Linked DNA regions of Homo sapiens: regions 2 and 3 are each linked to region 1. The links are chromatin contacts, found by Hi-C or POLR2A ChIA-PET in ENCODE. All regions are on one chromosome and are shown on one strand. The core of a region is the stretch at or near the end of the contact, and the rest is flanking DNA. Distances in the headings are between cores, read along the strand shown. Region 1 overlaps NR3C1 (nuclear receptor subfamily 3 group C member 1). Region 2 overlaps LOC105378209 (a long non-coding RNA gene). Region 3 overlaps ARHGAP26 (Rho GTPase activating protein 26).

Region 1 (2,642 bases), core at 54-2,553:
TGAGGTTTATGGTGCCTGAAAACAATTAAAATAGTAACATCAGGCTGGCACGGTAATCCCAGCACTTTGGGAGGCCAAGGTGAGCGGATCACCTGAGGTCAGGAGTTCGAGACCAGCCTGGCCAACATGGGGAATCCCCATCTCTACTAAAAATACAAAAATTAGCCAGGCGTGGTGGCACACGCCTGTAGGCCCGGCTACTGGGGAGGCTGAGGCAGGAGGATTGCTTGAACCTGGGAGGCAGAGGTTGCTGTGAGCCAAGATTGAACCACTGCACTCCAGCCTGGGTGACAGAGCAAAAGTCCGTCTCAAAAAAAAAAAAAAAAAGAAAAAATCAAAGATCACTGATCACTGGTCGTAACAGATACAAAAATGATGAAAAAGTTTGATATATTGAGAGAATTACCAAAATGTGACACAGAGACACAAAATGAGCACAAGCTGTTGGAAAAATGGCACTGACAGACTCGCTTAATATAGGGTTGCCACAAACCTTCAATTTGTAAGTGAAACAAAACAAAATAAACACGCAATATTTGGGAAGTACAATAAAACAAGGTATGCTTATATCTAAATATGACAGAATACCCCTATAATGGCCACAGCTATTATGTTATCAATTGTTCTTAGAAGCAATACCAGAAACATTTGGAGGGCTTTACTAAAATTCAGATACCCAACCCCAAAATTCTAATTTAGGAAATCTGGTATACAGCCTTGGAATTTGCCAGGTGATTCTTACTTGATACTTAGCCACTTGGGCTGAGGTGGGAGGACAGTCTGAGCCCAGGAGTTCAAGAATACAGTGAGCTAGGATCATGCCACTGTGCTCCAGCCTGGGTGACAGAGCAAGACCCTGTCTTTAAAAAATAATAAATAAATAAATAAATACATCTAATGGGGGAAAAACTCCAAAACTCTTGGTTTCTAAATATCATATAACATTTTCCCCCCAAATAGTGATGGTCAGTAAATTAAATACATTGAAAGTAGGGCAGAGAAACTCCCAAATGTGATCCTAAATAAATCAACATAAGGAGCAAGCCAATTTGAGAAATTCCGTTTAACTATAAAACCACCCTTTAAAAACTTCTCATTATCATGTTAAAGGTATTCAGATTCAATGAAACAGTACTAATAACTTCCAGGCCATTCCTAAAAGATCTTATAAGCCCTAAAAGACCTTATGAAATACTTAATAATTAGTACAGTTGTGCCTTTAATGTTTAAAAGAGGCAGAGACAAACAAGTTAAAAGGCATTTTCCTAACCCTGACTGTGAGTCACAAGCTTGATGCTGCCTGAAGCCAACTGGCATGGTGCCCATTTACAGTAAGTTGTTTACTCCCTGTCTACCAATCACACCACAGAGAAGGAATGCCTAGAGACATAGAGTGTCTTTTCAAGATAGATCAACAGAGAAAGAGGAATTTATAAGTTTATTAAATTGTTACAGATACTGTTTTTAATATTGCTCCAAAATATTCCAATCCACTTTCCATAATCTCAGCATTTTTAAACCAAATAACTAGCCCTCAATAGACAAACTTACAGTAATAGTTTATCAGTGGAATGGGTAGTATCCTCTCATCAGTTTAAATATCTTTTAAATAAAATTTTTAAAGGACACAATATCGATCTTAAAATGGATTTGAACTTAAGCCAATTAGACTGAAGTTGATTTAAATTGTTTTAAATAACCAATTTTTAGCATAAAGACTGAGAGCTTAATATTAATATTAATATTAAGAAATGGAGCATCCAGAGAAATAGAAAATAGAAAAAATGAACCCTGATTATCAAGAGAAAAATGGGTGGGAAGTATCTGTCTAGTATATCAACAATTTCACTTAATTCCCAAGCCCAAATAGCAGAGCAAATCACTCCAGTAACAATATTTAATACTTTCTTTGGACCCTCAGAGCTAGTCTGGACTGTCCCTTTCCTCCACTGCCCTGTTTTTAGTACATTATGCCCAATAATTTTGGAGTTTTGGTTCCTGCAATCTTTTGATCCTATAGTGATATTTCTGCTGCTGCTTCTTTTACTTTTCTGTTTCTCACAATTTGTATTTCTCAAAAAAAAAAACACACGCAAATGTTGTCACATTATTAAATTACTAAATTATCCTATACTTCTTTATAAACATATACTTTTTGCTGAAAAAGCTCAGTGCTAATGATCATCAGATGTACGTTACTTTTCCTTTTAAGAGCCCAAATGAGAAAGAATATACACACAGAATACTAGGATTAGTTTACAGGTCAGAGTACACACGTTATTTCTAAGATCTTACTAGGTGCAAGATTTAAGTTAGACTTCAGTCAATAGGTAAATAAATAAAATCAAATTCTATCTTTGTCCCAATAGTTAGTACCTGGAAAGGTGCTGGATTCATGACCTTGGAAATTGTATAGTTTATAAACAGAATTTCGAAATAATGCTGAGGCAGCAGTGGTACTTCCTCACCTCTTCAGTGCTTGTATTTTAAATCCAAAGGGCTAAAAAAGCATCAACTGTAAATAGGTTGAAAGTTACATATTTATAACGTATTGCTAGTGTATTTGCCACAGGAAAGCAAGTTTGTCAACATGGTAAATAGCTTGAAAAAAGATTATGCACAAAGAAAATTCAAATTTAGAT
Region 2 (2,642 bases), core at 56-2,555, 240 kb after region 1:
CAGATAAAGAACTGGAGCTATAAAATGATTGTTTCACTTCATCTGTTAGGTTAGGCAACATGTGGAGGTCATTGTTTCAAACAATTGAACAAAATTTCAAAGTTTTGTCTTTGTTCATTAAAGAAAATGTATATGACAAATCAAAGGTGTGTTTTATGGATTGTAGATTTAGGGTGATATTAAGAGACTTTTAATTTGGAGAATTGGTTCTTTGCAAAATAAGAAGGACTGGATATAATACAACCAGCTGGATATGGTGCAGGTGTGCTTGATTCATCTTCAATGGGCGTCAGCAAAGTAGTGGCTAAGACCTTGAACTTGGAGTCAAGATGGGCCACCCTTTATTTGCTGTGAATGTTGGCAAAGCTATGTCTCATTTTCTTCATCCATGAGTTGAGAATAATAATGGTAACTCTTCCATGGTTCTGAGGATTAATTAACACAGGTAATATATGTGGTGCCTAGCACATGGTAAGTACATGTTATTAATATCCATTTCTAAGGCTCCTTGGTGACAGTTTCGACCATCCTAGATATTTTAGTGAAGCTACTGTATGTATATGGATATTTGTCTCTCTGGTTGATTTTTCTAACGTTGGTTAAAAATGTATCCAGAAGAAGAAATAAAAATAACAATCATCCTCCAGTTTTAAAAGCAGATGAGTTCTTGAGAAGAGGGCAAATGAGTCTGTATATGGAGCACAGGCCCAGCCACTTTTACATTTTATTTGTTTATTTTAAAAAAGACCACATTTCGCTTTGTTGCCCAGGCTGGAGTGCAGTGGTGCAATCACAGCTGACTGTAATCTTGAACTCCTGGGATCAAGCAGTCCTCTCACCTTGGCCTCCTGAATTATTGGGATTACAGGCATGAGCCAACATGTCTGGCTGACCCAGCTACTTTAGAGATCAATAGTGATCTCCCATCTGCTCCCCCACAGGCATAACCAACAATCTCATGCTGAGAACTGATGCTTCTCTCTGCCTTTGCACATTGTAAACATGGTGCATTTGCTGCATTTTCCTATGATCTTCTGCTAAACTCAGGCCTTTTATTTACAGACAAACGGTGCGACTTTTACACAGGCATCATGGGAGTAAGCCCAAGATATTTTCTCACACTTGATTCCAGGCATGTGGGGTTTGGTTTCTTGATCAAATATCTGTGTTTGCTCTGTTTACAAGTATCTGATGAGCAAAACCAACAGAGGTGCTCCAGACAGGCTGGCTGTGCTGATCCCTTGGAAAAGAATTAAACAAAACCCAGTCTTTGTGTGAGTACTGTCCTAGCGTGCTGACTGATCTATTTGCTGATTAAATTCTTAACCTGTACCTATTTGATGCTTACGTCAGTTTTGCGTCTTTGAACCCTAATTTTGCAGTGCTTTAGTGACCAATTTATTTTTTTCAGTAAACTGCATAAATGACTCATCAGCAGGAAATGTGAATAAATAGTCAACTTAACTGAAAATACAAATAAACATATCTTTCTTTTGTGAGGAGGATTTGCTTAAAGGGGAAAAAAACCTTGGGAGGATGGACTATAGTTCCTAAGAGGGCATAATCTTCTGCTTTTTCTGTGGGATTCTAGCCCCCTTTTCTGGGCAGGGATGGCATGAGCCCAGCTACTAAGGAGATATCTGTCCACATGACATTTATTAGTTTAGAAGTGGTAGCCTCTTCATCAGGAATTTAAGTAATTTTTAAAGAGTTACCTGATGAGTGCATACATGTATGTGTACGTGCATGTGTACGCGTGTGTGTGTGTGTGTGTGTGTGTGTGTGTGTGTTTTCTGGAATCCCTGTAAGTCATCTTTCTGGTCACTCATGTAGCCAGTGCTATGACCTCATATAATTGGAACTCTAATTCTACTGCCTACTAAACAGTCAATAATATTGAGCACTATTAAACATCTCATGAAAGAATAGCATTAGAATTAGCACCCAGATGGCATCATAACCATATGGGCACAATAATGTGGATATAAAGACATTTTCTTGATTACCATATCCACAGGACCTTTGATTCTGGAATTCTACATGGGATTCCTAATTTCCATGTAAATAGTTTTGTTAGCATGGCAATCACAGGCAGTCATTACAAGAACCTGTCTTGTATCTCTTAACTGAGATGAAAGAGAGGCAAAACGGAGGTGGTGATGAAAGCATTGCATAAAGAGTGACTTTCCATATTTCATGTCTGGATTAAATCCAAGTTTCAAAGTTCAGGAGGCCCCCTGAGCATGCTGGATACTTTCACTGATGACTCATGAGAGGTGTACATATTTTTCTCCCTTTGTTCAAGCGTGGTGACCAACTCCCTCTGCCCTCCCATTCTTATCTCCTTGTAAGTGCCCTAGGTGAGTATTTCCCCATCCTTCCCATCCTGTGATATGCCTGGGAACTTGCTGAGACACCACACTAGAAGAAAGGGTGAATCTCCCAGGGACTTTCACGCCATTATGACTTTTTCTATTTTTGTATGGAAAATATGAACCTCTAATGTTCTGATACTGGAAATCCAGAAGCTGGGCAAGTAACAGGTAAAATTCAAGGCAACATAGTATCCAGCCACAATGAAACTGAAAGAATATGGATAGGCTTGTACATGGTTTTGTTTTAAAGTAGTTCTAAATACTAAA
Region 3 (2,642 bases), core at 80-2,579, 180 kb before region 1:
CTGGGTGACAGAGTGAGACTGTGTCTCAAATAAGTAAATAAATAAATAAATAAATGAAATATGACACGTGACAATGAAACAGAATTGTCTTTATGAGATTTATGTCTTCTCTTAGCCAGAGATTAGCCAAGCATTTGTTCCTTAAAAATGAAAAGTCATGATGCCTGTGTAGTGAGCCATCTGCTGCTCAGCAGACTGCATAAGAGACTTGCCAGCCACTTCTGCTTTTATATTTATGAACTGACGTTCACTTCTTAGATGGTAGGAATTAATCCAGTGGGACTCTACTTTGAAAGTAAGTTTCTTATGGGAATTTACCTGCAGGCTTGGCAGGCGAACCCTTTGGGCAGAATAGTGACTCCCAAGCACCATGGCATGTTTGTTTTCGAGAGTTTTTGTGTCCCTCCTCTGGTTCTTCTTCCTGGGAGCACCACCTCCATGCTCATATGCATTGACATAGAAGTCCTTTCACCACTGAATGTAAAGAGCCAGCCTAAAAATGAGAAATTAATTTACCTTCGCCCCAGGGTAGCTTAGAGACAGCTTTTAAATTTTGATGTTAAAAAGCACTTGGAAAGACAGTTCATTTTGGAGCCTGCGGAAGGAATTACTTTAGTTAAGGGCTTAACGTAAACCTAAGTAGCAGACCATTAGGCAGAGGTCTACATTTGGCATTGAAACTTAAATTTCAATACTATAATGAAAATTTCCACCATAAAAGAGACTCGGGTGTCTGATTTTCATCGTTATGCAATTTTCAGCTCATAATCTCAGAATCCGTAAATGCCTTTAGGATCTAATTTGCAAAGAGAATTACGTATTGCAAGGAGCCATGTAAAGTATATAACTAGTTCTGTGGAAAGCAAAGCTGTGAGTGACATCTAATTAGGCTACAATATCAATGTGCTTTGGCTCTGGCACTCATCTGTCATTACTTTGAACAAGCCATTTGACCTTTATATTATATGTAGGGACCATACCTCTTCATTTGCCTGTTAGTTCTGTTGCCCTGGTATAAATTTAATTGCGCCTTTCTGCTTCAATGTGCTGGTTTGGGTGATAAGTTATATGATCACTCACTATATACAATCTAGAATAAATGATAACACTTCATCATATTAGTTTCCCAAGTGTCTTTTTCACTAAGTTGATCATCTGTGGACCAAGGACCATCTAGTTGGCCTCTCAGAATAGTGTTTGGCTTTTGTTTGCTACATAGTGCTTGTCAAATGAAGGAATCAGCTTCTCAGGCTGCATCACGAGCCTGTAGGATTTGGATCCGTGAAATGTATGTGAGATCACCAAGCATAATGCTCCCCAGTGAAAACAGGACTCATCGAATGCCAAGACGCTCAGTCATGGTTGATTACCAGACCACAGAAAACCTGGCAGAGCTGGCACGTCAGTAGCAGACACGTACATGTATTTGATATGCATGCTCACCCATAGCTGCCTTGGAGACAAGGTGCTGTCGGCAGACCAGAAGTTGGGAAAAATTTCTGATAGGCTTAGGATCTGGCTGGCACTGCTGTCAGGAATAACAATAATACTACAAAATATATTTATAGTGCTTTTCAGTTTTCAGAGCCACTTGAAACAGTTTGCAGAGTGTTTCATTTGATTTTGGCACTAACCCAAATCATAGCACTTGGCATACTGTACTATAGTTGCCCATTTTCTTCTCTGATTCCTGCTCTAAGCTGTAACGTAGGTCAGGCCCACACCTGTTTCTTGTTCACTATTGTTTCCCCAGCACTTGAGGGTGCTCTTTCCAGGTGTGTGATAAATACGGATGGAAAGCATGATGAGTGCAGGGCAACTACTATCTCCTACATTTTCTAAATGAGGGACACTGAGGCTCAGAGGGCATAAGTGGCCTGTTCAAGTCTGTGTGGCAGTCCTTTTTTTTTTTTTTTTTTTTTTTTTTTTTTGAGACAGCATCTCACTCTGTCACCTGGGCTGGAGTGCAGTGGTGTAATCTCTGTTCACTACAACCTCCGCTTCCCAGGCTCAAATGATTCTCCTGCCTCAGCCTCCCAAGTAGCTGGGATTATAGGTGCATGCCACCATGCCCGGCTAATTTTTGTATTTTCAGTAGAGATGGGATTTCACTATGTTGGCCAGGCTGGTCTCAAACTCCTGACCTCAAGTGATCTGCCCACCTCAGCCTCCCAAAGTGCTGAGATTACAGGCGTGAGCCACCGTGCCCAGCCTGTGTGGCAGTCTTAACCTGTAAGCTCCTGTTCAAGCCTGGACCTTTGGATTCAAAGTTCAGTGCTCTTTCTGTTGAATCAGTACCCAGAAGAAGGAGCATTGTGTTCATTGTATGAGGGTGACAACTTTGCAAGAAACATAGAAAGATGGGAGACTGCAGTTCCTTCCACATGGGATTTGCTTCCCCTACCTACACTTGCTAACATCTGCTGTTTCTTTTAGGATCCACTGAGTCCTCCTCCAGGGAGCCTTCCCTGCTGCCCTGCCCCTTGACTGGCTTAGGTGCCACTATTCAGCGCTACTACAATAGCTGGTGCTCATTTCTGTCGTTGTACTTAACAACAGCTGCTGCTGCCCATGGGGGCTCCCTTGGTGCCAGACACTGAGCTGAGAGCTTCACATTTCCTCACGATTGCCCCAGGAGGGAG

Evidence for each region. A loop is a pair of places that touch in the nucleus more often than their neighbours do. ChIA-PET counts read pairs that join two places held with the same protein, here RNA polymerase II (POLR2A). Pooled maps may share reads with other maps.
Region 2: a pooled map shows a loop between it and region 1 (2.3-fold over the local background). The contact joins two enhancer-like sites. A Hi-C loop is called at or near these places in 1 of 37 single-sample maps with no recorded cell type and 9 of 50 pooled maps. POLR2A ChIA-PET finds 5 or more read pairs at or near these places in 1 of 52 experiments (A549).
Region 3: a map with no recorded cell type shows a loop between it and region 1 (2.0-fold over the local background). The contact joins two enhancer-like sites. A Hi-C loop is called at or near these places in 1 of 168 maps with a recorded cell type or tissue (naive thymus-derived CD4-positive, alpha-beta T cell), 5 of 37 single-sample maps with no recorded cell type and 10 of 50 pooled maps. POLR2A ChIA-PET finds 5 or more read pairs at or near these places in 2 of 52 experiments (T-cell and activated naive CD8-positive, alpha-beta T cell).

The regions. Positions count from the first base shown.
Region 1 is chr5:143,354,613-143,357,254 of GRCh38, forward strand. The region is part of intron 2 of NR3C1 (nuclear receptor subfamily 3 group C member 1); the gene reads right to left. Among named protein-coding and RNA genes, the nearest start is that of NR3C1, 48 kb to the right of the region's middle. Within about 2 kb of position 1,304, at least 19 of the 41 ENCODE cell types and tissues checked have a DNase peak (open chromatin) inside an H3K27ac peak, as active enhancers do.
Region 2 is chr5:143,594,171-143,596,812 of GRCh38, forward strand. All of the region lies in intron 3 of LOC105378209 (a long non-coding RNA gene), which reads left to right. Among named protein-coding and RNA genes, the nearest start is that of MIR5197, 84 kb to the right of the region's middle. RefSeq lists enhancers at 1,071-2,270, 2,034-2,328, 2,149-2,293 and a cis regulatory region at 2,215-2,228. Within about 2 kb of position 1,306, at least 9 of the 41 ENCODE cell types and tissues checked have a DNase peak (open chromatin) inside an H3K27ac peak, as active enhancers do.
Region 3 is chr5:143,176,087-143,178,728 of GRCh38, forward strand. All of the region lies in intron 20 of ARHGAP26 (Rho GTPase activating protein 26), which reads left to right. Among named protein-coding and RNA genes, the nearest start is that of ARHGAP26-IT1, 15 kb to the right of the region's middle. Within about 2 kb of position 1,330, at least 8 of the 41 ENCODE cell types and tissues checked have a DNase peak (open chromatin) inside an H3K27ac peak, as active enhancers do.